Linked DNA regions of Mus musculus: all the other regions are linked to region 2. A link is a loop called in an ENCODE intact Hi-C map of the cell type or tissue named here. Cell type or tissue: heart. All regions are shown on one strand.

What was found. A loop is a pair of places that touch in the nucleus more often than their neighbours do. Peaks named below come from ENCODE experiments on the same cell type or tissue, not always from the same donor. Only the 100,000 strongest peaks of a DNase experiment are listed, where the experiment ranks them.
Region 1: a loop joins it to region 2, with 3 times the contacts of the local background. A loop is called at or near these places in 17 of 42 quality-filtered maps.
Region 3: a loop joins it to region 2, with 3 times the contacts of the local background. A loop is called at or near these places in 6 of 42 quality-filtered maps.

What each region holds. Positions count from the first base shown.
Region 1 is chr9:119,062,884-119,070,883 of GRCm38, forward strand. It overlaps Vill (villin-like), which reads left to right. Exons shown (of 20, transcript NM_001164567.1): 10 at 365-500; 11 at 719-819; 12 at 2,576-2,713; 13 at 2,977-3,135; 14 at 3,818-3,997; 15 at 4,528-4,673; 16 at 5,429-5,573; 17 at 7,000-7,185; 18 at 7,395-7,466; 19 at 7,674-7,931. Among named protein-coding and RNA genes, the nearest start is that of Gm51697, 8.2 kb to the right of the region's middle. In heart, a CTCF peak has its summit at 4,924 (motif pointing left); DNase peaks (open chromatin) are centred at 4,928 and 7,698; H3K4me3 peaks cover 517 bases; H3K27ac peaks cover 1,530 bases; H3K27me3 peaks cover 283 bases.
Region 2 is chr9:118,585,708-118,593,707 of GRCm38, forward strand. No RefSeq gene overlaps it. Among named protein-coding and RNA genes, the nearest start is that of Itga9, 17 kb to the right of the region's middle. In heart, CTCF peaks have their summits at 960 (motif pointing right) and 3,752; DNase peaks (open chromatin) are centred at 3,554 and 4,720; H3K27ac peaks cover 3,481 bases.
Region 3 is chr9:118,867,724-118,875,723 of GRCm38, forward strand. It overlaps Itga9 (integrin alpha 9), which reads left to right. Exons shown (of 28, transcript NM_133721.2): 24 at 1,568-1,693; 25 at 4,098-4,217. Among named protein-coding and RNA genes, the nearest start is that of Gm51695, 15 kb to the right of the region's middle. In heart, CTCF peaks have their summits at 3,612 (motif pointing left), 3,812 and 6,957 (motif pointing left); a DNase peak (open chromatin) is centred at 6,038; H3K27ac peaks cover 255 bases; H3K27me3 peaks cover 235 bases.

The DNA.
Region 1 (8,000 bases), 480 kb after region 2:
CCTGGAAACCTCGATCGGGAGGGAAGATATCTAACACAGAAAGCGCCATGTGTGCAGGACTAGCCTTGCCTTGAGGCCTGAGAGCCTGAGAGCCTTGGGGGTGGGGGTAGAGGAAGTTTGTGAGACTGTAGGGTTTGTCATGGCCAGCCCTTCACCAGGCTTGGATTGAGGAGTCCCTGTCTTCCCTCAGGGGCCTCGGGAGAGTCAGACAGTGCAGGAGCCAGCTTGTTAAATGGGTCACAAGTTTGGTTAATTAACTCAGTTCAGAGCTTGGGCATCCTTGTGGCCACGGTTGGGGGTGTCTCTGGGGATGGAGCACAGCCAAGGGCCTTTGAGCCTCAGGCCTGACAGAGCTGTGTCCCAGGGCTTCATCCAGGCCAAGGGTTACCCGAACTACACCAATGTGGAGGTGGTGAACGACGGCGCGGAGTCCACAGCTTTCCAACAGCTCTTCTGGTCTTGGTCGAAGGAGCTAGATAGGAAAAAACACCCAGAGAAGAGTGAGCAAGAGGAGGGGCACGGGCGCGGGGGTGGAGCCTGGTGAATGGGCGGGACTTAGAAGGAGCGAGAGGCAAGAGGGACCGGAACCAGGACTAGCGAGGTGTGTCCCCTAAGGATGAGAAGGAAGAGGGTGTGTCCGGGACCCTGTGAGATGGGTGAGGAGTGATTCGGCCGGGTGGTCCTGAAGAACATCACTGACTCTCCGCTCCACATGCAGGTAAACTGGTGCAGGGAAACCTGGAGGTAGGCAAGCTTCACACCCAGCCTGAGCTCGCGGCCCAGCTCAGAATGGTGGACGACGGCTCTGGGAAGGTGGAGGTGAGGGCACTGGCTTGCGGGTGATGGTGTGTGCACACAAGGATAGACTCTGCCTGGAGAACCGATGACTGGGGGTGGACGGGGGAGGGGGAGGGGCGGCCATGCCGGTAAACCCAACACTCTGTGGGAGGGACTATCGAGAGTTCGAGGCCAGTCTGAACTACATGAGACACTGTCTCAACAGACCGAAATGACCCAGGCACTTGTACATACCCATCCACACACAACCAGGCATATACTCAGGGAAATAGAAACATGCCTGCTCTCTCTCCAACAGTCACACCAAGTCATACAAATCACTCACTCAGAGACATGCAATTTGACAACACCCGGACAATGGACCATGCCCTGTGGCCAACACAGGTGCACACAATCATACAAATCACAGCCTTAAGCACTCCTAGCCCCTAACACACAGTCACAAACCCCTCCTCTGGCCCCAGATCAGTGTTCTAGAAGCTGAAGGGGCTGAGGCTGACTTGCAAACATCGTGCAGTATAGGAGCACACACTGACATATAAGGCAGATCCTTTCGTTCTCTCAAGCCTGCTTTTAAATCCATAACATAGAGCTGGAATTATGGTCCAATCTCATCCCCAAGCTAATGTGGGGATGCTATAAGACGGCGGAAACAAGACTGCTGTGTGCCTGGGAATGTGGGGGGTGCTGGGAGCTGTAATTTCTCTAGGTAAGCAGAGGTCAGAGAAAGTAGAAGCTCTGCCTACATTTGTCCTTATGTGGACGGTGAGCAGGGGTGGATGGGAAAAGATGGAGGAGGGAAGGGGGAGGGGAGGCAAGGCAGAGAGAGAGGAAGTTCCTGGTGAGGCACTCAGTAAGTGCTGGTGAAGGACAGGAAGTACTGTTTCCAGCCCCACTGAAGTACAGAGGGGTTGGTGCTGTGACCCTCTAGCTTACAGGAGGGAAGAACTGGGTCACACACCAACATGCACAGACGCCCAGCTTCTACCAGCTCTGTCTGGTTCTAAGGCTGAGGTGTGGCTCCCACAGTAACAAGACATCACTCGGACAAATGTGAGCAGGCGACACCATTTTCAGCATGTTGGCTTTATTAGACAGGTCTCATATACCCTAAGCTGGCCTCAAACTCACTGCACAGTCAAGGCCGGCCTTGAACTGCTGATCCCGCCTGCCTCTCCTCTCCTCCTTCCACAGGTGGAATCCCAGGTCTGGGAGGTGCTGGGGATTAACCCAGGACATTGTCACACTGCACCAGCATTCCACCACCCGGGCCACACCCCCAGCCTTGGATTTTGTTTGTTTAGGGGTTTTTCGTTTTATTTGTGAATTTTGTTGATGACTTTCTAAAGAAAAAAGAAAATTTCCCTCCAGAGTGCCACAGCCTCCCTTTCAACCCTACTTCTGTCTCCTGGGCTGAGCAGAGAGCCTCTGAATGAGAAGAGGGTGCTGTCTGCCCCTAACCAGGGATACAGCTAGTGGGGTCTAGACCGAGATGGCCACGGACCAGCAACTGGATCCATCTTATAGCCTCTCGCCCTCCTCCTGATTCTCCCAGGGACAGCATGCATGTCTGGGCTGAGAGCAGGCCAGCATGAGGTTGGTGAGGTCTGTGGGAGAAAGGGTCACTCAAAGGTCCGGTATGAAGCACAGAAGGCACAGACCTGGACAAGCTGCTTGCTGGCACAGATGAGCCAATGAATGCTTTCTGGCTTAGATGTAGGTGGACAGGCTGCTGCAGGTAAGGTTCATCTATGCTCACGGGTCCCTTGCTCCTCAGGTGTGGTACATCCAGGACTTACAAAGACAGCCTGTACATCCCAAGTACTATGGCCAGTTGTGCTCAGGAAACTGCTACCTTGTCCTCTACACATACCAGAAACTGGGCTGTGTCCAGTACCTCCTGTACCTATGGCAGGTATGCCCACCTGCCTTCCAGCCCAAGAGCTAGAGAGTGGAGGAGGAGGGGGGAGGGAGAGGGGGATGAGATGGAGCAAGAGAAGGAGGAAGGGAAGGAAGATGAGAAGGAGAAAGGGAAGGAGGAGGGGGAGGGGGAGGAAGAAGAGGAGGAGGAGGAAGAGAAGGGGGAGGAGGAGGGGAAGAGGAGGAAGTGGAGGAGATAGGAAAACCCTGGGCACAACAAAAACCCAAAAACCATCATTGTCCCCTTCCCTGTTGCAGGGCCACCAAAGCACTGTAGAAGACACCAAGGCCCTGAACTGCAGTGCTGAAGAGTTGGACCTCATGCACCAGGGTGCACTGGCGCAGGGGCATGTGACCATGGGCAGTGAGCCTCCCCACTTCCTAGCCATCTTCCAGGGGCGGCTGGTGGTCTTCCAGGTAGAGCCCATGTCAGACCTTTCATCCCTTCGTCACAGGCTGGAGAGGGGCTCACTTGGTAGAGGGCTTGCCTCGAAAGCTTGAGTGTGATCTCAGCACCTTCGTAAGATGCTGCGTGTGAGGGTGGGTGCTGTGATCTGAGCTCCATGGATTCTTGGAGCTCGATGGCCAGTCTAGCCTAATTGGTGAGCTGCGGGCCAGTGAGAGACCTTTTCTCCAAGGAGGTGGACAGCATTCCAGAGGATGACATCTGATGTCCTGTGGTCCATGAGCACGCACACGCATGCACACACACACACACACACACACACACACACACACACATACACATGCACACACGTGCAGACATGCACACATTCATAATCAAAATAACTATTTGACACAAGCCACTCAACGGGAGGAAGGGTTCAGTTTAGGTTCTCCTCAGGGCTGCTGTCGTCCCTGGCTGTGTTGAGTCCATGCCTAGATGAGGCTGTATATCATGGTGGCAGAACCGTGCTCTGGGCCCTCTGAGATGGGAGACAAGTCTAATTTGAAGGGGTCTCTTTCACTGTCCTGCACATAGAGGACGGCAACAGTCCACACTCAAAGGGCCAGGGGACAGTGCTAGTTTGTTCACCACCAGAACAGGGAGGGGACCCCAGGAGCCTTTGACTCAACCTGAGGCTTTGCCTTCTTCTAGGGGAATGCAGGCAACAAAGGGGAAAGACCACCAGTATCCGACACCAGGCTTTTCCACGTGCAAGGGACCGAGAGCCACAACACCAGAACTATGGAGGTGCCGGCCCGTGCCTCCTCCCTCACTTCTGGTGACGTCTTCTTTCTGATCACAAGTCATGTTTGCTATCTCTGGTTTGGGAAGGTACCAGTGACTTCCCCCTGGGAAGGTGGTGCTAGGCCAGAGATGGGTTCCCCTCCGCACAGTTGCAGACTTAGTCCACAGAGATGGTCCAGTGGAGACGATGCTGTGGGTGGTGTGGAGTGGCCCAAGACCCTGATAGATCTGGGGAAGTTACATAGTCACAAGGGGACTGGGGTTCCTCAGGGTAGGATAGCCTGGCTCTGGCTGCCTCCCTTCCTGCTTGGGGACTTACCCAAGCATCTCTGGGAAAAGGAGACCTCGTCTAGTTTGCTTGATTGTTTTGTTGTTGTTGTTGTTGTTGTTGATGTTGGTTTGTTTTCTTATGTTTAGCATAAACCACAGATGACTCCAAGCCTAGATTCTCTCAACCATGTTCTGAACCCAGATAGGGCTATAGGGTTACAGTTGGGGGACTGAAAGGGAGGTCCCCAGAGGTGCCTCCCTCTGCTCAGGTGCAGCTCCCCAGAGGACCCAGTGGATAGGACTGGAGGTGAAGGTCTGTAGAGCTTGACCCAGCTTCTGCTTGCCAGGGCTGTCATGGGGACCAACGTGAGATGGCGCGGACGGTGGTCAGTGTCTTCCCAGGGAATAACAAGGAGACAGTGCTGGAGGGTCAGGAGCCTCTCTACTTCTGGGAAGCCCTCGGAGGCCGGGCCCCCTATCCCAGTAACAAGAGGTAACAGAATCAGGGGAGAATATGTTTATTCTGAGGAAGAATTGAGGCTGGAAGGTGAGCCCTCCTCTGGCCAGGTTTCCTAAGGACGTTCCCAGTGGAAGGTCACACAGAGATCTGGACTAAATCTGCGGGACTCTTAGTCCTCCTCCTGCAGGGGCCATTCGAGTCAAGCCTACCTTGCTGTTTCCAGCCCTGGGGTAACGTTAAGGGGGGCAGTGTCAGGGCTAACAGGGAGAAATGGTGCCCTCTGCTGGCAGAATCCACTCCCTGCATTGCCACTAAAGGTGATCCCTAACCAGTCAAGGCATGCATAGGAGGTAAGAACAGAGTAAAAATTCAAGGAAGGAAGGAGCCCTGGGCCCTGCCGCCCACCCAAGTCTCATTAGCTCCCAGCCTCGGTCCCCTCCTTCCACCCTGGACCTGAGGCCACTTCCTGACTTAACTAAGTTTAGGGGACTCCCATTCTAGGGAAGGCAGGGCCTCCGTTCAATGATCCACACTAGGCCAGGAGTCCCCTTCCCCAGTGCCAACCCTGATGACTTCATTCAGCAGCTGACAGGTTTTCGGTCACCATTGAAGGAAAGGGACCCTGCCCTGGAGCAGGTACTCCTAAAGGAAGTTGAGGTAGGTGGAGGGCAGAGGAAGGCCCAGGGCTCCTGTCCCAAAGAGCTGCTTTCCCTGAGGTAGGGAGAGCACCCATGCCAAGGGCCAGTGTGGTCCAGACTGTGCCCCCTCACAGCCCCTCCTCCGGACAGGCTTCCCGAGGAGGTGTGGAGCATCCAGCCCCGACTGTTCGAGTGCTCCAGTCACGCAGGCTGCCTGGTCCTCACGGAAGTGCTGTTCTTTGGCCAAGAGGACTTGGACAAGTATGACATCATGTTACTAGACACCTGTCAGGAGGTAAAGTGGCCACTCCTGTTTGGCTGGGCTGGGAACTCAGGGTGTGCATCAGTGTGGTTGGGCGTGAAGGAGAGTCTAGCCTGTGACTGATTGTTGCCGTGGACTCAGAGTCCGGGTGTAATAGAGTCAGGTTGTATGTGGTTGTGACCGTGCGTGTTGTGTGTAATGCTGTGTGCCCCATGATGCTGTGTGTGACTGAGGCTCTGCCTAGCTACACGGCACCGCAGGATGTGGAGGGTCTGACTGGGTAGCACAGGGGACTCTTTGAACCTGCACATTTGGGTAGCTACGGCTGTGGGTAACCAGACCATGCAAGCAGTTGTGCAGTCCAGTATAGTCCAGTACGAACAAGAACTGGCCACACCAGTTGTAACTGTGTGTGCACGTGTCTGTGTGAGAGGAAAAGGGGGAACATGGGGTTGGTTGTTGGTGTGACAGAGCAACTGCATTTGTGAGTCTGTAGAATTCTGTGAGCCCATGAGATGGTATACACGACCAGCCAGAAATTGTTACGTGACAGGTAACAAGATGTGACGTGTCTATGTGCACACATTAGATGACAGTAACTGGCTGTGGTCAGCTATCTGGCTCTATGGCAACGGGCAAAGTGTCTCTGCAGCTGCGATACCGTGCGCATGTCATTGTGTGTGGTAGCGTGTGCGTGTGTATGTGAGTGTGTGCGTGGTCGTGTGTGACTGTGTATGCTACTGTCTCTGTTGGGATAAGGTTGAGCCCTGAGGACATCTCAGAGGAAACCCAAGCCCAGACTCCACCCCCTCTCCCCCACTGCACAGCCCACCACATTGCCCAGTCAGCCCCTCTCTGACCAATCATCTCCCCTGACTCCACCCCCTTAGCCCAGAATGGCCTCAAACTAACTATGTAACCCTGAACTTCTGATCTGAGTCCATCTCCCAAGTGCTGGGAATACAGACCTAGCCCACCCCCTCCTGTTTACGTGGTACTTGGGGTCTAGGGCTTTGCTAAGCAAGCACTTGAACTGAATAGTAGCCCCCACCCCTTTTTGAGGCAGAGAATCACACTGTGCAGGCTAACCTCAAACTCTCTCTGTAGCCAAGGATTGCCTTGAACTGACTCTCCTGCCTCCACTTTGCCCGTGCCATCTGTCATTAAAGACATGTGCCACAATACCTGGCTTAGGGACTGAAGCCTGTGTTCTTTCTACCGTTGAGTCTTTAGTACCAAGCCCACCCTAGTGATTCATACCTATTTATAGATTAGATACATGCAGGCATGCATGCATGCCTGTGACCTCAAGTGTTCATGGGTGTACGGACACCGTAACGTGTTGGGTTCTTGGCCATGCATATGCATGCGGGCTTCTGAAGCCATCTGAGTTGGGAGGAGGTGGCTGTCACAAGCAGTCCCTCCACCTGTCCAAGCCCAGGCCTCCTCTGTGGCCCAGATCTTCCTGTGGCTTGGGGAAGCTGCAGGTGAATGGAAGAAAGAAGCAGTGGCCTGGGGCCTTGAGTACCTGAGGACTCACCCAGCAGAGAGGAGCCTGGCCACACCCATCTTTGTGGTCAAGCAAGGCCATGAGCCAGCCACCTTTACCGGGTGGTTTGTCACCTGGGACCCTTACAAGTGGATGGTGAGACGTGATGCCCCACCTCTGCTTAATCTGGTGTGTATGTGGGGGTGGGGGTGGCAGTGACACTGGAAGAGGCCTCTCCTTGGGCAAGGACCTCCTGTGAGTCAGGGGGAGGGGAACCTGATCTTGGGCTTTAGGCTCCTTCCTGGGTTTCAGGGGAGCTCCTTCCTTTACCCCAGTCCTGATAATAGTCCAACTCTTGACCCCAGAACAGCCAGTCCTACGAGGAGATGGTGGGGAACAGCCTGGGACCGGGATCTGCAATCTCTGAGATGACAGCAGTAAGTGTTGGACAGTTTCCCTGGCAGCCCCACAGGGGGTTTGCGTTCAGACCGAAGGGAACAAGATACAGGTGTGAGGCGTAGGAGCGAGGGCCCAGACTCCCAGATCGAGGAGTTCAGACAATGCCAAGAGGCCTGTGGGTTCAATGTGGTCTGGGTGGGTGCCTGTCCTCTCTCTCCTGGACCCTGAGGCTTCTCTCTGGACAGGAAGTCCATAACTTCCAGCTAACTCCACGGCTGAGTGATAACAAGGCAGGTCACCCGGCACTGCAGGCCTTCAAGGGTTCCCAGGACAGTCCAGAGAATGAGCTGGGGCTGGACCTCAGGGTGGATGGCGCAAACCCCAGCATGAACCACACCAGCAGCTGCAGTGACTCAATGGTCAATGGGAGCCTGCCCCGGGAAAGGCTGATGCACCAGGCACTGGAGGACCTGCCACCGGGTGTGGACCCAGCCCGTAAGGAGGTGGGTACTAGACCTAACTGCACTGGGGAATCCCACAGGATCCTGTCCCATAATGCACTCTGAGCAGAC
Region 2 (8,000 bases):
GTTGGGTTTCTGTTCTCTAAAAGTGTTAAAGTCTTAAAATTAATATTTAGGTCAGCATGCAGAGCAGTGTGTTTGATTGTGTGATCTTGGTCCATCACTTTCCAGTTGATGGAGCTGGAAAGATGGCTACACGGCTGCCTGTTAACTCCAGCAAACAGCATCCCCTCTGGCCTCTGTTGGCTCCCCTCCCCACAAGAGCATATGTGTACACACTGACACAGATGAAAGGTTTTCCAGGTGTTTTCCTTGCTACAGGAGGAAGGCATCTGTCCTTCTACTAGACGGAGCAGCTTCTGCTGTTAAACAAGGTGTGCTTCCTGTGTCCCCGCTCTGTCCCCATTCTTCCACGTCTGTATGTCAGGAGTGGCCAAGATACATCATTTCTCTTTTTAAATTCATAAGTCTGTGGTTAGGTGATGAGATCTGGATGGGACATCTGAAGCGATTATGAGACGAGGCTTTCAGGACGTCACATGGTACAAGTGAGTGCACAGCCAGGGAGGCTATGCATCTTTGGCTGCCACTGCACAGTTTGTGGTAGATGGATGTGGTGTGTCTAGTTCTTCACTCTCCCGTTTTGTATCTTGCCACTACAGACCTTGTTGTGGTTATCTCCTTTTAGAGTGGGGTAATCCATTTCCCTGCCACCTTCAGTCCAGCTGCACTCAGCCACATCCCAGCCCCTGCATAGTTGAACCTTTGTCTCCTGGGAAAGGAATAAGGTAGGTCGGGGAATGGGAAAGGAGAGACAGCTTGATTGTTGCAAACCCTGGGAGGCTGGGATTTGTTACTTTTAGCATAACCTCTCCAAAGCCTTAAAGCCACAGCACAGTGCCAAGTCTCCAGGCTTGCTTTTTCCTGTTTGGGGTTTGGTTGGCCTCTTATATTTTATTGCTAATTATATTTATATGGGGGTGGTGCTGGTGCACATGAGTACAGGTCTATAGAGGCCAGAAGAGGGCATCAGATGCCCAAGACTGGAGATAGAGGCAGATATGAGCTGCCCTGTGTTTTCTTATGTTTATAATTATCTCTGTCATTCTCTCGTTAAATCCACTGGTTTCTTTCTTTTAGACCGTAAAGGGTCAGTTGCTGAATGCATCTGTGAGTTTTAACATTTTGGATATGTCCAAAACTCCCACTTGTTCTTTACATCTTTTGCTTTGCAGACAGTACCTTTGCCTCAGGGCCGCCCGTGGTTGCTCATGGAAGCCTCTGCGAAGCTTTGTCAGCTCCGTCTAGCGTCTGTCATATGCCGTTCATGAGATTGGGCTCACTCACTCACTCACACCTGACTTAGGACAACCTTCCAGGGAGCCTCAGCTCTAAGGGATAACTCTCAGGATAGCTTCACGCATCTCAACCCTGGCCCAGTTTAGTTGCACGAACACCATCCCCTGATAGGCAGATCCCCCAAAGCACAGACTATGTGATGTCTAGGGTAATGTGGCCAGTTAGGAGCTGTCTCCTTGTGACTGGATGGGAGGAATGAAGACAGCCACAGAGACAACATGCTGAGGAAAGAAGAAACCAACCAACCAGCAAAACAAACAACACAAACCAGAGCCTACACAGGAGCAGTGGGAGTGGCCCCAGCTCCAGCTGGGGAAAGGAAGCCCTAACTACAACCACACGATGTACAAAGTTCAACCTGAACCCCAAGGAGCAAGAGGTCAGCTAACACAATGCCTTCAAAAGACTAACTCCCCGATAACTAACCAAAGATACCAAAACGTTAAAATGCTGGGTAGAAGAAAAGCCACAAGTAGGGCTGGAGAGGTGGCTTAGCAGTTAGGACCCCTGGCCGCCCTTCTGGAGGACCCAAGTTTGACTCCCAGCACCTACACGACAATTCACAATCGTCTGCAGCACCAGTTTCAGGGGATCTCACCCTCCACAGACATACAAAATACAGGCAAAATAGAGTGCACATTAAACTTAGTAAATCCCTATTCTTAAAAAAAAAAATTCTGAAATAAAAATTATCATTGACCTAAAAGAAGATTGAAACAGGGTGGATAAACAAAGGAAGGAAGTGCCTCCACTTTAGTTTGAAAGCTTGGGTGAGAAATGCAGCAAAGATCCTGAGCAACTATAGAAGTGGAGTCAGTGTCAGGCACTCTTGAAAATTCAGTAGCTCATTGAGGAAATTCCTGGAATGAGCATGAAAGCAGACAGGATGAGAGCCTTTGGGCTACAGTGAAGTGGTGATGAGACAGAAGAGCCCAGCCGTAGGCACATACACGTTCGAGTCAGAGAGCTGGTGTGACGTAACAGGCCTAAAGCCCCAAGAAGTAGATGGAGAAGAATCACCGAGTTCAAGACCAGCCCAGGCTATGTATTTCCAAGCCATCTGGGGCTACACAGGAAGGCCAGGCTTCAGTAACAGAAAAGAGTTCAGAGAGTATAAGAGAATAACAGTGTAATGGCGGCCTCTGAACTTTTGAAAACTGAAAGCAAATAGAGCCCAGATTAGCCAGAGAAGGAACAGAATGAAAAAACAAGGAAGAAATGGATGACCTGGAGGCTGAAGGTTAATACACTGAGTACCTAGAGACAGGGATAATGCAGTGAGTGACCTGGAGACAGGGACAGTACAGTGGTGAGCGACCTTGAGACCGAAGGATAATACAGTTAGTGACCTGGAGACCAAGGGATACTACAATGAAAGTAATAACACTTGGATCCTTGGAGAAGATGAATGAGATTATAAACCTCAGTCAAACCAAAAATGAAAAAAGACACAATACGCTTAGAGAGGAAATGGAGAGACAAAACAGAGACCGGGGAAATCCAAAAGATGATTGAGAGAAAGTACTTGAAAATTCTATATTCCTCAAAACTAAAATCTCGGGGGGTGGGGGGGGAGTGTATTTGTTTCTAAAAGCAGGAGTTATCAAATGGTGCCAAGACAGTATAAACAAAGAGGTATAACCGAGAGTGAGGCTGAAACTGAGTGAGCCAGGTCAGCATGGGTTACACCAGAAATCAAGATTCATTACAGAAGAACGCACCCGTGTTCCACAAAGGGAAGAGCTATTGCCATCCTATCCTATTAATCTGCCTTAGTTACCTTCACCCCACCAGCTTGGCTTTCTTGTTCTGGAGCTTGGAGCCAAGGCCTCACATACACCAAGCACAAGGGTCACAGAGCTACAATCCTAGTCCTCCCCTTTCTTAATTTGGAGACAGTCGCCACATTGCCAACCGTGAGCTGGGCTTCAGCTTCAGCCTCCCAAGGAGCTGCCATCACTGATGTGCACTGTGACCAGCAAGGAAAGGTGGAGGAGAGACGGAGACAGACGCCAGCCTGGATCAGGAGCTCAGCAGAACCTAGGGTGTGGTTCACAGGGACGCAGGCTGAAAGTGGTCCAGAGACAAAAGTCAGATGGAAAAGGAGAGGACCAAGGAGGGCTGAGAAAAGGTCTGAAAAAGATGAAGAAGAGCCAGCTGTCAGCTAGAGGCCAAAGAACCTGGGCGCTCCTGCAGAGCCAGTAAAGGAGAGTGTATGAGGGGACAGCAGGGCTCCTGACAGTAGAATGGCAATGGCTGCTTGCTGCTCACACAGCAGGGTCCCTGGAACCTCCAAGATGTTATGGCCCAGTGCTCCACCTTCACATTGAGGAGTGAGAGGGCCTCAACTTCCTAATTCACACATGAGTAAGGGATGTTGCCGGTTCTCCTGGGGGGGGGGGGGGGGCAGCACTGTAATTGCACCTGGATACCCACAGAGGGCACTGCTGTCTTTGGAACGAGAAAGGAAAGGCATGCCTTTTCTGAAAGTTCCACACAAGTCTGTGGAAATCTCCTGAGGATGCAGAACTCCCTTTTAGCCATATTTAGTCTTTGCCAAAAGTTTAACCCAGAGTCTACTGGACAATGGCAGGGATGGAGCTTCACTAAGTATTCAAGGGTCAGGAAATGCCAGGGCCTCGTGTCCTGTGATAACAGACATTTGCAATCTTAGTTTCGGATCAGTGCGTGTGCTATACTTTCTCAGCTTTAGACTGTGGCTATAGGGGGCAGGTATGCCAAGAGAAAGAGTTCTTACCTTGAAAACAGCCAATAAAATGGCCTTCCCGACAGCTACTTCACACCGGTGCTTTCCTGCCTTGCCTTCTTTAGTTCTCACTACATCCCTGAGTAAGATCATCAGAGAGATCCAAAACGTGCTGAACGCTAGCTGACCATAAACAGAGCAGGCAAGACTGAATCTCGGCTTCTGGAACAACGATGTTTTCTCTCTGCCCAATATGATCCACCAGCCGAAGCTCGCTGCCACGAGGGGACACAGCCTCTTGAGGCCTAGGTTGGGGTCCTGTGCTCTGTCACATCTACATAAGCTTGAAGGCTAATCCAGAATCAAGGGCTGGGAAAGTACGCAGCCACTCCTCAGTGTCAAGGAGTGTGTGTCTCGAAAGGGAAAAATCTGTGTCCATTTTCACAGACACTGACTGCACTGGGCCAGTGTGCAGACCACTCAACTATGAGCCAGCCAGTAAGAAAGCTCTCTGCCCCCCACTCATGTCTCCTGGTGTGTGTAGGTTGTGGTCTAGTACTCTGTTTTGTGGTTTTGCTGGTTTCTGTGAGCCAGAGTGCACTGTCTAACCTACGCAGTCTTTCTTCAGATAGGCTTCCTGGAAGCTCTCAGGGCCGCCTGATTCTCCCCAGTCAGCTGCCCTAGTTGTAGCTGGCTGGCAGGGTTTCAGCCATTCATATCTAATCCGACGTGCTGATTAATGGAGGCGGCTTCGCTTTTATGGTCCCTCTGTGGCAGCCTGTCTCTGGTGGCAGGGCTAGAAGCCACTCACAAATCTGTGGCCATTTATGGGCAAAGCCAGGTCCCTGCTGTGCTAATTCAGAGACTATTGGGACGAGAGGTAGGAGTAACATCCTGAATTGTGAGCTTGGCCAACACCATCCTTTGTGTGTGTGCGTGTTCACAAGGGTGCACACGGGGTCTCTTACTGATTTAGCTAGACTGGCTGGCCAGCAAGCCCCAGGGTTTCCCCAGTCTTCCTGCCTCTGTGCTGGGATAGAACATGCACAGTACCATGACTGGCTTGTTGATATGGGTTCTAGGGACCAAACTGAGAGCCGCAGGCACTTCTGCAGACTCAGAGTCTCCCTGCACCTCACCTTTAGAAGCAGGTGCAAAGGCCCTCTTGTCAGGCTTGTCCCCTCTCCCAGGTCATTGCCATCCACATGTAAATTCGATGCCGTCCATGGCTTCTGTCCCCCTTGGGACCTCTTTACTTAGTAACCAGACTCCTTTCTGTCTCCACTCTTGTTAAGACCAGTACGGAGACCAGTGGTCATTCACTGCCCTCTGCTGATTCTCCACAGGGGCCTTTCTCCTGAAGAGGCTCTTCTGTTACTTGATGCGATGGTTCGTCTTCTCTTGGCTGGATTTAGGATCACCTAGGAGACACACCTCTGTGGGTGTCTTCCAGAAAGGTTACCTGACACCACACAGGTTACCTCTGTGTGTGTGTGTGTGTGTGTGTGTGTGTGTGTGTGTGTGTGTGTGTGTAAAAGCACCGTGAATGTGGTGGGTGAGCTCCAACAGTCATCTCCTTGCCTCGTGAGGGCAGATTCCAGGGCCCCATAGAGAGAGCACATTTGTTTAATTGGACATTTGGTTATCAGGAAGGCAGGTAGTGATGCTGTCAGCTAAGTTCTCAGAGTTGCAGCTCTCTACAGCCCCAACTCTTGTTGATTACACACCCTCACTCGTCCCTGGGATTGTTGCTCCCCCACAACAGCCCCTGAGTAAGTTCTAAGCAGAACTGACAGACTGTGTTAAGTTCAGGGACGAATGGATACTTGATACTTGTACTTGGTGCGGTCCTGGATTATACTAGAAAGCGGCTGAGCAAGCCATGGGGAGCAAGCCAGTGAGCAGCACTGTCAAAGGCCTCTGCCTCAGCTCATGCCTCCAGGTTCCTAGCCTGACTCCTGTCAGGGTGGACTGTAACCAGGTTGTTTTTGTTCATGTGTTTACCACAGCAATAAAGAGGCAAACCAAGTTAGTGGTGCTGTTGGGCAGCTCCGTGTACACTGACTGCACCTTCATCCCTAGAGAATCAATCTCTCTTACCATCCCCTCCTCCCACAACTGGAGACCAGGGCAGGGCAGGTCACATGACCCGCTTTGAACCACTGAGAGAAATCAAATTCTAGGACTTCTGACTTCCCCCTCAAGACATAGAATACAGATGTGAGCTCCGGCATAGCTGCAGAGATTTTGTAGTCATAGGAAAGTGCGGAATTTCTGCACTGAACGCCAGCAACCCTAAGAGAAGCCACGAGAAAGCAGAGAGGAGGAGGGGGCATCCAGGGGCATCCAAGCAGAATTCACTGGACACTAGAGTTAAACCTGGACTCTCAGCTGTTAGAACCGATATGATTCTTTAACACCGTAAGTTACTTAGAGGTGGACTTTCTTGTATGTCCTTGACCTACAAGCTTCCTGTAAGGTTTAAACAGAACATTGCTTAGCGAGGCTGGTGTGCAGCTGCCACTCTGTGTAACCAATGCTGTTAATACGACGATGCAATGATTTTTTTAGTCATGTGACTTTCAGTGGTTATAATTCAACTTGTGTGTGCAATGTGTGTGTATGCATGCTCATGCGTGTGTATGCAACTGCATGCGTGTGCGTGTGTGTGGTGTGGTAAATGTGGGTACCCTTGGAGGCTGGAAGCAAGTATTGAATACCTTGGAGCTGAAGCTACAGGCATTTGTGAGCTGCCCAAGTGGGTTCTGGGATCCAAATTCTGGTCCTTTATAGCACAGTACCTGCTCTAACTGCTGGCCCCCTCTCTCTAGCCCCCTTTTAAAAAGGCCTACACCTCCACTTTAGTGTGATTTTATTCTTAACTTTAATATCCAATACCCAGGTCCTAAGGGAGAGGTCCTGATGGCATTGCCCAGACCTCTGCAGCCTCAGGAGTCAGACACTTTTCACAGAACCACGTGGGGGAGTGCCGCTGGGCCCGCCCACTCTGCTGCTGAGCCCGCCCACTCTGCCGCTGAGCCCGCCCACTCCATGCTGCTAGATCCCTCCCAGCTCTCACCTTTCATGTGCATCAAGCTTACACACTAACACTTCCAGCAAAGGTCCCCAGTGCCCTTCCTAGGAAGACAATGCCAACAAGAGTCAGAAGCCAACAAGAGTCAAGCCTTGCAGAAGGGGCCTAGAGTGGAGTGCCGAAGAGGTTATTATGTGTCTGAACCTTTCACACGAGAACTGGAAGCGTCTAACACAAAGAAAAACAAACAGAGGCAGGCAGGCTAATGCAGAGCACATGGGACCGCAGGCCTGTCAGCATTTCAACAGCTTTGCCTCTCCACCTCTGGACTTAGGATGACTGAAGGCTGGCTTCCTCAGATAAAAAGGCAGGCGGCACCACTGGGGAGACCGGAAGTATGGATGCTTTCATTTCTACAAGGGTGGTGGACTGCGCTTTATAAGAACCCACTGCATTCTGCTGCAGGTATTTGCCATTTAATCCTGACCCAGCTCACTTTTAAAGACAAAACCAGAACCAAAGCCCTTGGCTCTGAAAGGCCACGTCAGTTAATGAGGCGCGCTCTGCAAGCATGGGGTAGAGCCTGGCTCAGGCTCTGCTTTGTCACATTGTGTACACCAAGGTTCTGCAAACTGAGACGGCAGATGAGCAAGTGGGCAGATGGGCGAGGTCGTACGCATGCGCACAGCACACCGTTGCAATAACAGCCACATCAAGGTGCAACTTCCATGTAATAAACTGAGTATAACCTGGGGCCAGCGAGCTGGCTCCGAGGGGTAGAGGCACTTACCGCTTAATACTGGCAACCTGAGTTGGATCTCTGTACTCAGCAAGGTGGAAGGAGAGGTCTGACTCCACAAAGTCTTTCTCTGACCTGCCTGCACACACGCTGCCTTGGCTCCCATCAATCCCACCGTGTAATAGAGCCATCAGAATGTTACCCGTGACTGGTCCTTCAGCGGCTGA
Region 3 (8,000 bases), 280 kb after region 2:
GCCGATCCCGGATATTACCATGTTACCGTGACCATGCCCTGTTCATCCTCTCAGAGAAGTGCCTCCCTGCTGTGACCCTGGTCAGGGAGAGTGGCTGAATTTTAGCTGCACCAGATCAGACACCCTAGAGACCCTGGGAGCCTTCAGTCTCCTGCTGAAGCAGGACCACCCTGAGCCTCCCATAAAAGTGGGTTATTTCCTGATTAAAATGATTCCCGTATAACCACAGTCAGGAGCGCAGTGGCCAAGGTTTTCATCCACCACCGACTTCAGCTTCTGCTTCCTGCCCCACATTCCACCGGGGCCAGCCTGTCATAAGGCATCAGATGCCCTGACCATCACTTCCCTGTACTCACACCACCCCAGAGACGCCCTGTGGAAGAAATTAGTTCTGGCTGTGACTCTGCCCACCGAGGCCTGGCCGTTTCTCACACATATTGCTGCTGCTCCTGGCCCCTGCCCCTCTCTGCTGGCACCTACGGCCAAGTATCACCACCATCTTCTCACACTGGGGGCTCTTGAGCAAGACCAACTAGGGTGGGTTGGCAACCAGGTTTCTCCCCCTGCCTGGAAAGCCAGAACACCAGTTTTCAGGACGCTGAGGAACTCTTGATCTGCCTCTGACTTCAGTGAGAGTCAGCGTGTCTGTCCTATAAGTTCCGAGGCTTTCTCGGCACCAACTGGGTGTGTGGTATGATGACCAAGCCTTGCGGAGGTAGGGAGTCTTCACTGGAACTTCTGTGCAGAAGACTGTCTTCTCTGGGCCTGTCAGCATTGTCCCCTCAAGGGACAAGCCAGAGAAGGGGAGTCCCACATGCGTGAGAATGAAAGGAGACAGACGATCTGAGAGCAAGAGCTCACAGAACCAAACCTCAGGTACCCACCATGTGGTTGATACTACAGTTGGAACAGGAATGAAGACCCAGAGCAATTCTCTCAAAAACAGCTCCTAAGGGGTTTTACAGCATCCTGGTGTGCTCCACAGAACCTTCTAGAAACTTCCAACAGCGGGCCATACATGAAGCCCACTTATAAGCTTGGACAGACCTAAGGTCCCAGAAGACCTGGGCTCCAGACCAGGGCTTTTGACTCTGTTAGCACGTGACTTGAATTTCTTTTTGCCTCCTAAACGCCTGTCTGAAAGGAGTGATATAAATGAGCTTTGAAATCAGGAAGCAGAAGGTTTAAGCTGTTCCTCAAATCTCATTTGCATGCCGTGGTCATCTCAGCTCAGTTTATTGAAGAACTTAATAGCCACATTTTCTGTCAGAACTTCTGCCTTAAACACTTCCCAGCCAGAGCTGTGGTAAGCCTGTGGGCCTGGCTGCTAGGCAGGAGGATGTCTTGAACCCAGGAGTTCAAGGCCATACCTGGAAACATAGTCAATAATTTCATAAAATGAAATGCCCTTTGACCATTTTTGTCCTCTAGAGAATGGAAGCAGGGAGCGTCTATGCTCAGCTGCTGTGTCAGATGCTTATAGATCTAAGACCGCTGGTTCTAACAGCTCTCTCTCTCTCTCTCTCTCTCTCTCTCTCTCTCTCTCTCTCTCTCTCTCTCTCTCCAGGTGAGCCAAGAGAAGGGTAACTGCTCTCTACAAAGAAACCCGACCCCCTGCATCATCCCTCAAGAACAAGAGAACATCTTCCACACCATATTTGCTTTCTTCTCCAAGTCTGGAAGAAAAGTGTTGGTAAGAAGTCACTTGGTGACGGGAGCCATGATGGTGGGCCTCACAGGGAAGGCATGTCGGAGATGAGAGGCCAGTCTTCTACTTGGCGCTTCTTATTTCTCAAATCCAGTTTTCACTGGTTAACTCAAAAAGCCTTGAGGACTATAATCAATCCCTATTTTTCAGCCCAGGGTTTCCCTCACAAATCTATATTCCAAACGCCATTGCATGACTAACAGAAATCCTAAACAACCTGCTGTCAGGAAGCAAACGATTTCTTCTCCTAGAAGGAATCTACAGTGCAATGGGGAAACCTCCTAGCGGTTTCTATTAAAATTAAACATGTATGTATTACACAACCCAGAAAAATGTACCATTTCTGGGTCTATCCCCAAGAAGTGAATGCACGTATTGTTGAAAGACACAGGAATATTTGAAACAATTTTAGAGTAGCCAAAAACAGAACAATTCAGATAGCTATCAACAGTACAACGAATAGACGAGCATATCCATACACATGAATATTATAGAACTACAAAAAATAAATGTAACTAATAGTATTCCATACACTATGCAGCATAAGTAAGTCTCACAGAAATTACACTAAATGAAAGACGAATAAAGAACATTCTGGAATGTGTGTAAGGAGTTCAGAAGTAGTAAAGATGGCAAAAAGATAGCATGGTCAGGTTGGTTCTCCAGTGAAAACATGAAAGACATACATGAAACATACATAATACCTATGTAAAATATATCAATATAATACTTAGAATTTGTTCTTTTTACTGTGTGTGTCCTACCTCATCAGAGCTTTTTCAGGGTCCCTTTTCCTGCATCCTGATTACTTTCACTGAGGGCTTTACTTCCACCTAAGCACACCCCACACTCACTTGAACACCTCTCCCGCCCCTTGGAGAGCTCAGCTGCCTGCTATTGGAGACTTAGATTTTTTTTTCACTTGCATACTGTTTTGCTTTGCTTTGTTTGTTTGTTTGTTTGTTTGTTTGTTTGTTTGCTTGCTATGACATTATACCCTGGCAAAAGCAACTTAGGAGAGAAAGAGTTGACTTTAGCCCACAATTCCTAGGGCTCAATTCATCACTGTGCAGAAGTCAGGAGATACCCAGTCACCTTGCATCCACAGTGAAAAAACAGAGAGGGTAAAATTAAGTCATTTCTGCTGTGCTCAGCTCACTTTCTCTATTCTCACACAGTTCTGGACCCCCTGCCTAGGGAATGGCGCCACCCACAGTGAGCAGGTCTTCCCACATCAATCAGTATAGTGGAGATAGCCCCTCACAGACCACCCTGATCCCTCATTGAGACTGTCTTCCTAGGATTCTAGATTATGTCAAGCTAACCAGTGGCCCACATAGCAAGGATAGCCTATCTTTGTAAAGGCCCTAGGGGACAGTTAGATATAGTGACATCGGCTGTGTCTTCCATACACGCTGAAATGTCAAGCTGAAAATGTCTCCTGCGATTGAAGCTTCATACAGGTACACACACACACACACACACATATACGCACACATCCATACTTTATATATAAGATACACTTCCAAACACAAAAGAAAAATTCCTCCTTGGTCATTGGAATAAACTTCCCCTTGGCGGCGTATGCGTCACCGAGTCATATAGCTTCTTTGTTCTTTAAGCACCCACCCCTGCCCCACCCACTAAACAGGAGCATGGTGTCTGCCTGCCAAGGCATGGACCCAGAATCCGCTGTAGTTGGAAAGTCTTCCTGTTTAAAAACTCACGAAAGTACACAGGGATATCTAAATGTTTCTTTTGGAGAAGAATTGATTCTCCTGGTGAAATTCAACTTTTTGGTAGGATTAACCGCATAACCACCTTATGTCTACTTGTGGACTCCCCCAAACACAGGAGACCAGAGCCCTAGTGTTCAACTAGGCCAGAAAACCTTCTACCGCCCTCTGCTGGTGACAGAGCAAAATTACATCTTCTTTAGTTTGGTGGGGCAGGGTATGTTAGTTATAGTTTGGTTTTTTTTGTTTTTGTTTTTAAAGCTACTCCATATACCAGTACAATTTATATATTAAATAACAGTAATTGAACTGGGTGATATAGTTTTAAACAGAAGAAATCATGGAAATAATTCAGGTTACACAATCCCTCCCTCCATACCATATTTGTTTAAAAATCACTTTTCTAAATCCATTGATGGGACAGGTGTGTTCAGTGACCGAACACACCTAATTCCTATTTTACTCTGTATTTTGGAGCTGGGATGGAATCCTGGGCCCCAGACAAGCTGGGCAGGAAGTCTGACATTAGCCACTCCACGGGCCCCATCTCTTCCTCCTGATTTTGCCTCAGTTAACATAACAGACACTCTGCACTATAGATGGCTTTGGATGGTCTCTGTCTCTTAATTCCATCTGGGAATTTTTCTCCTCAGGACTGTGAAAAGCCAGGGAGCTTCTGCCTAACGTTGCACTGCAACCTTAGTGCTCTTCCGAAAGAGGAGAGCCGCACCATCAACCTATACATGCTACTGAACACAGAGATACTGAAGAAGGTGAGTCCCCGGGCTGCGCTCTCAGCGGTTACCCAGAATCCCTTGGAATCCGTTCCCAGAACACACGGGCTGCCCCTTATCAAACTTTCCCAGCATGCACCACTGGCGATTCGTCCATCAGACGTTGCCAAGAAACAGTATCAGACCCTCAGTGTTCACCTTAATCCAAGGACTGGCGGTGTCACCGAGAGTATCCTAGCATCTTTACCGAGTTCTAGCATCTTCAGCTTCCCGGGTTCTCATCTGCCCCTCCGCGCTGTTGCTCTTTCCTTTTCCTTGGGCTAAGCTGTAGGGCGCCCTGTGGCGGCTGCGTGCCTTCAGGTCCAGGCAGAGGTAGACGGATCTCTCAGTTTGAGGACATCCTCTCGAAAAAGCAAATATCTCCTTGGGCTTATAAAACCTCAGATTCAGTGGGGGATGAAACCTGAGATGGTACTGACAAGCTTATAAATCCTGCTGATTTGGAGACCATGTTTTGTTCTGATTTTGATCAAAGGTCGCCCTTTTCTGTCATGGGCTAGCAAGAACAGTTTTAGGCTTTATGGGCCAGAATCATGCGTGGTCAGGCCTTTGACCTTGTGGCTTACTGTGGTCACCTGTGACAGACAGGCTTGAGAGGCTCATCAGCTTTCAAAAACAACACACAATAAACAAGTTTTAAACAGGTTGATTTTGTGTTAGGCTGCCCATGTTCATAGCTACATGCTACACTGTAGCTATGCTAACTTAATCGTTTGCAACAGTTTAACTCTGTCAGCAGCCACAGTGTGGACTATATCCAAATGCAGGGCATGTTCTTAATAAAACTTTATTTACACAAGCAGACAGAGGGCCAGATTTGACCCATGAAGCCTTAGTTTGCCTGATCACTTGTTCAAATGATCCCTCAAAGCAGTTGGGCCCGTGAACCTCAGAACACTTTGCTACTGTGAGTTTATCAAATATGGTTCCAAATCTCTCAGTCAGTCAGCAAACCAGTGGCCCTTAATAAAGGTTTGCTCTGATTTGTTTTAAGATAAGAGCTTGCTGGTTCAAGAGGCTGTGCGCCACAGGATGCTATAGAAATAGTTGGATATGAAGGTAAAAAGAATATGCATGTTAGCCTCAGAGTTCCTTTTTAGTTTTATTTGAAAAGACTAAACATGCAAGACGTATACAAAGCCATCGGGGCTGTCCACAGGTGAGAAGCGTCAGCGCTGTCTCGTGGTCAGCTTTGAATTAGCCCCAGCAGTGATGCGGCAGCCTGAGAAGATGCAGTTGTTGGGGGGAGGGGTCTGCTTGTTTTCCCCGCCTCTCTGTAGCTATTACAGTCTCCACACACCGTGGAAAGCTGGACACCATCTGGTTCCCTAGTTTGGAAACTAGTTTGGAGGAAGTTGGGCTCCCACTCAGGGCTTCCCTGTTCTTGATATAGGTCAGCGTTGTTAGCAGAGGCCAGGTGTGAGCTTCATCTACCATCGCCCTTCCACGAGTCCCTCCCTGACGTGGTTCACTAGGAGTCAACATACTTTCTCCCTGGTCCATCTTAGCCAATGCTGCTGACAGCTCATTTCCCATGAACTTGCTCATCACTGCCCCCAGAGTGATGGCACTGGTTGTCCTGCCTCTCTGTCTGTCTGTCTCTCTCTCTCTCATCCAGTAGTGACACTTAACCAAGGACTCCATCCCAGAAACATTGTTCCCACTGGTCGGGCAAACCAGTGGAGCCCCAGGCAAAAGAGGGTGACATCTCTGGGTTGTCATACAGCAGAAACTTAGGCATAGAGTGTGCCTTGAGTCTGAAGCACTGTCAGGCCTGGACCTTATAAGGCATAGCGCCTTTGGGGGTTGACCAGATGGCTCCAGGGCCATTGGGTCTCCCTGGGGACTTGGATCAACATGGACCTTGTGGCTGGCCTCCGCCTAGGGTTGTTTATTTTCCTTTGACCTCAAGGTCTGGCTCCAGACAAGGGAATCTGAGGTTTTATTGTTTTAACCTCCACTAGTTTTCATGTAGAATGTTGGGTCTATTTTTTTTTTTAATTTTCAGAGGATAGGATTTCTTTGGCAGTGTCCCTAAGGCCTTTTTCACAGCCACCAGGGGCCTACTATACACCAGCCCTTCATCTCCTTGGCCTCTAACCTAACCGTTATTGTCACTGTTAATATCTACGGTGGTAACACCGATGATTTATAATAAAAATACAGTATGAGAGGACAGCTCTACAGCTCAGTGGGTAAAGGGGCTTGCTGCCAAGCCTGACTGACTTACTCCATCCCCACAACCCACATGATGGAAGGAGAAAAAGGACCGATAAAAATTGTCTACTGATCTCTCATGTAGGCTGTAGCCTGTACATGACCCCCAATAATTCCCACACTAAATTAAGTAATTAATTAAGTGTAAAATCAATAGAAGGCCAGAGGATACAGGAAACTAAAATTTATAAAACTAGTAAATTGCTGGAAGATTTTTATGAAGCAGAAATATTCTTTTGAATGACAGTCCTCCCAGAAGCTTTTTAAAGTATTTTTCTATTAAGGAAGAGAGTGGTTAAAAAAAAAGAAAAGAAAAAAGAAAGGAAGAAAAGGAAGGAAGGAAGGAAGATGGGGGAGCTGGAGAGATGACTCAGCAGTTAAGAGCACTGACTGTTCTTCCAGAGGACCAGAGTTCAATTCCCAGCAACCACATGGTGGCTCACAACTGCCTGTAACTCCAAATCCAGGGGCTCTGATGCCCTCTTCTGGCCTCTGCGGGCACCTGCACTCCTGCACATACTCCCCACACACAAATAGCAGACACACAGAAATATATATAATTACCATTAATATTTTTAATAACAAAGTTCAGTTTGACCAATGCATATATAGTTCTCAAGTTCAAGTGGGCCTTACACATAGGAGCCCAGCACTCCCATGGGTGTCTGGAGATATCCCACTGCATCTCATTCCTATGGACAACTGAGAGATGTTTATGTTTAAAACTCTTAAGCTGTTGTTAACTGGGGTCTTTTGTTGTTTGTTTGTTTTGTTCTGTTTTTAAGAATAATTTGTACACAACTCCTATGTAAAGTACTACGTCAAGGATGTCCTTGTTCCAACCCAGGGTGGGCTCTGTGGTTTCCTGGGTGATGAGCAAGGGGTCCCCTTATAACTTAACATCTAGAGCAATGTTTCTCAACCTGTGAAACACAACCCCTTTTGGAGTTAAACAACCCTTTCACAGGAGTTGCCTGAAACCATCTGCATATCAGATATTTACATTATGACTCGTAACAGTAGCAAAAGTATTTAATTAGTAACAGAAATAAATTCCATGGTTGGAGTAACCACAGCATGTGGGACTGCCTTACAGGGCTGCAGCGTTGGGAAGGGTGAGGACCACTGATTTATATAGAGAGGTCTTTGTTGTTTCTGTGTGCATTGGGCCACTGTAGGTCAAAGCTGGCCACTGACTGTGAAGTCTGTCTCAGTCCATTTTCTGTGTCCCAGGGGGCATGGGACCAGGAACGAACGTATAAACGATAAAAGTGCCTTTGACTTCTCCAGACTCAGGCCTGGAGGATGAGAAGTTCAAGGACAGGGTGCGAGGATTCAGCCTCTGGTGGGAGCCTTGAGCTACAGGGTAGCACAGCAGGCCTTTCTACTTCTTAGAAAACTGCCACCACAGCATCGTGCAACAACCTCTTCCTGGAACACACACACACACACACCTCTGGAAGGAAATCCACAACAAACCAAAGTAATGATTGGGCCAAAGTTTAACCTGGTGAACCAGTGAATATTTGTTGTGGTTCCTACAGA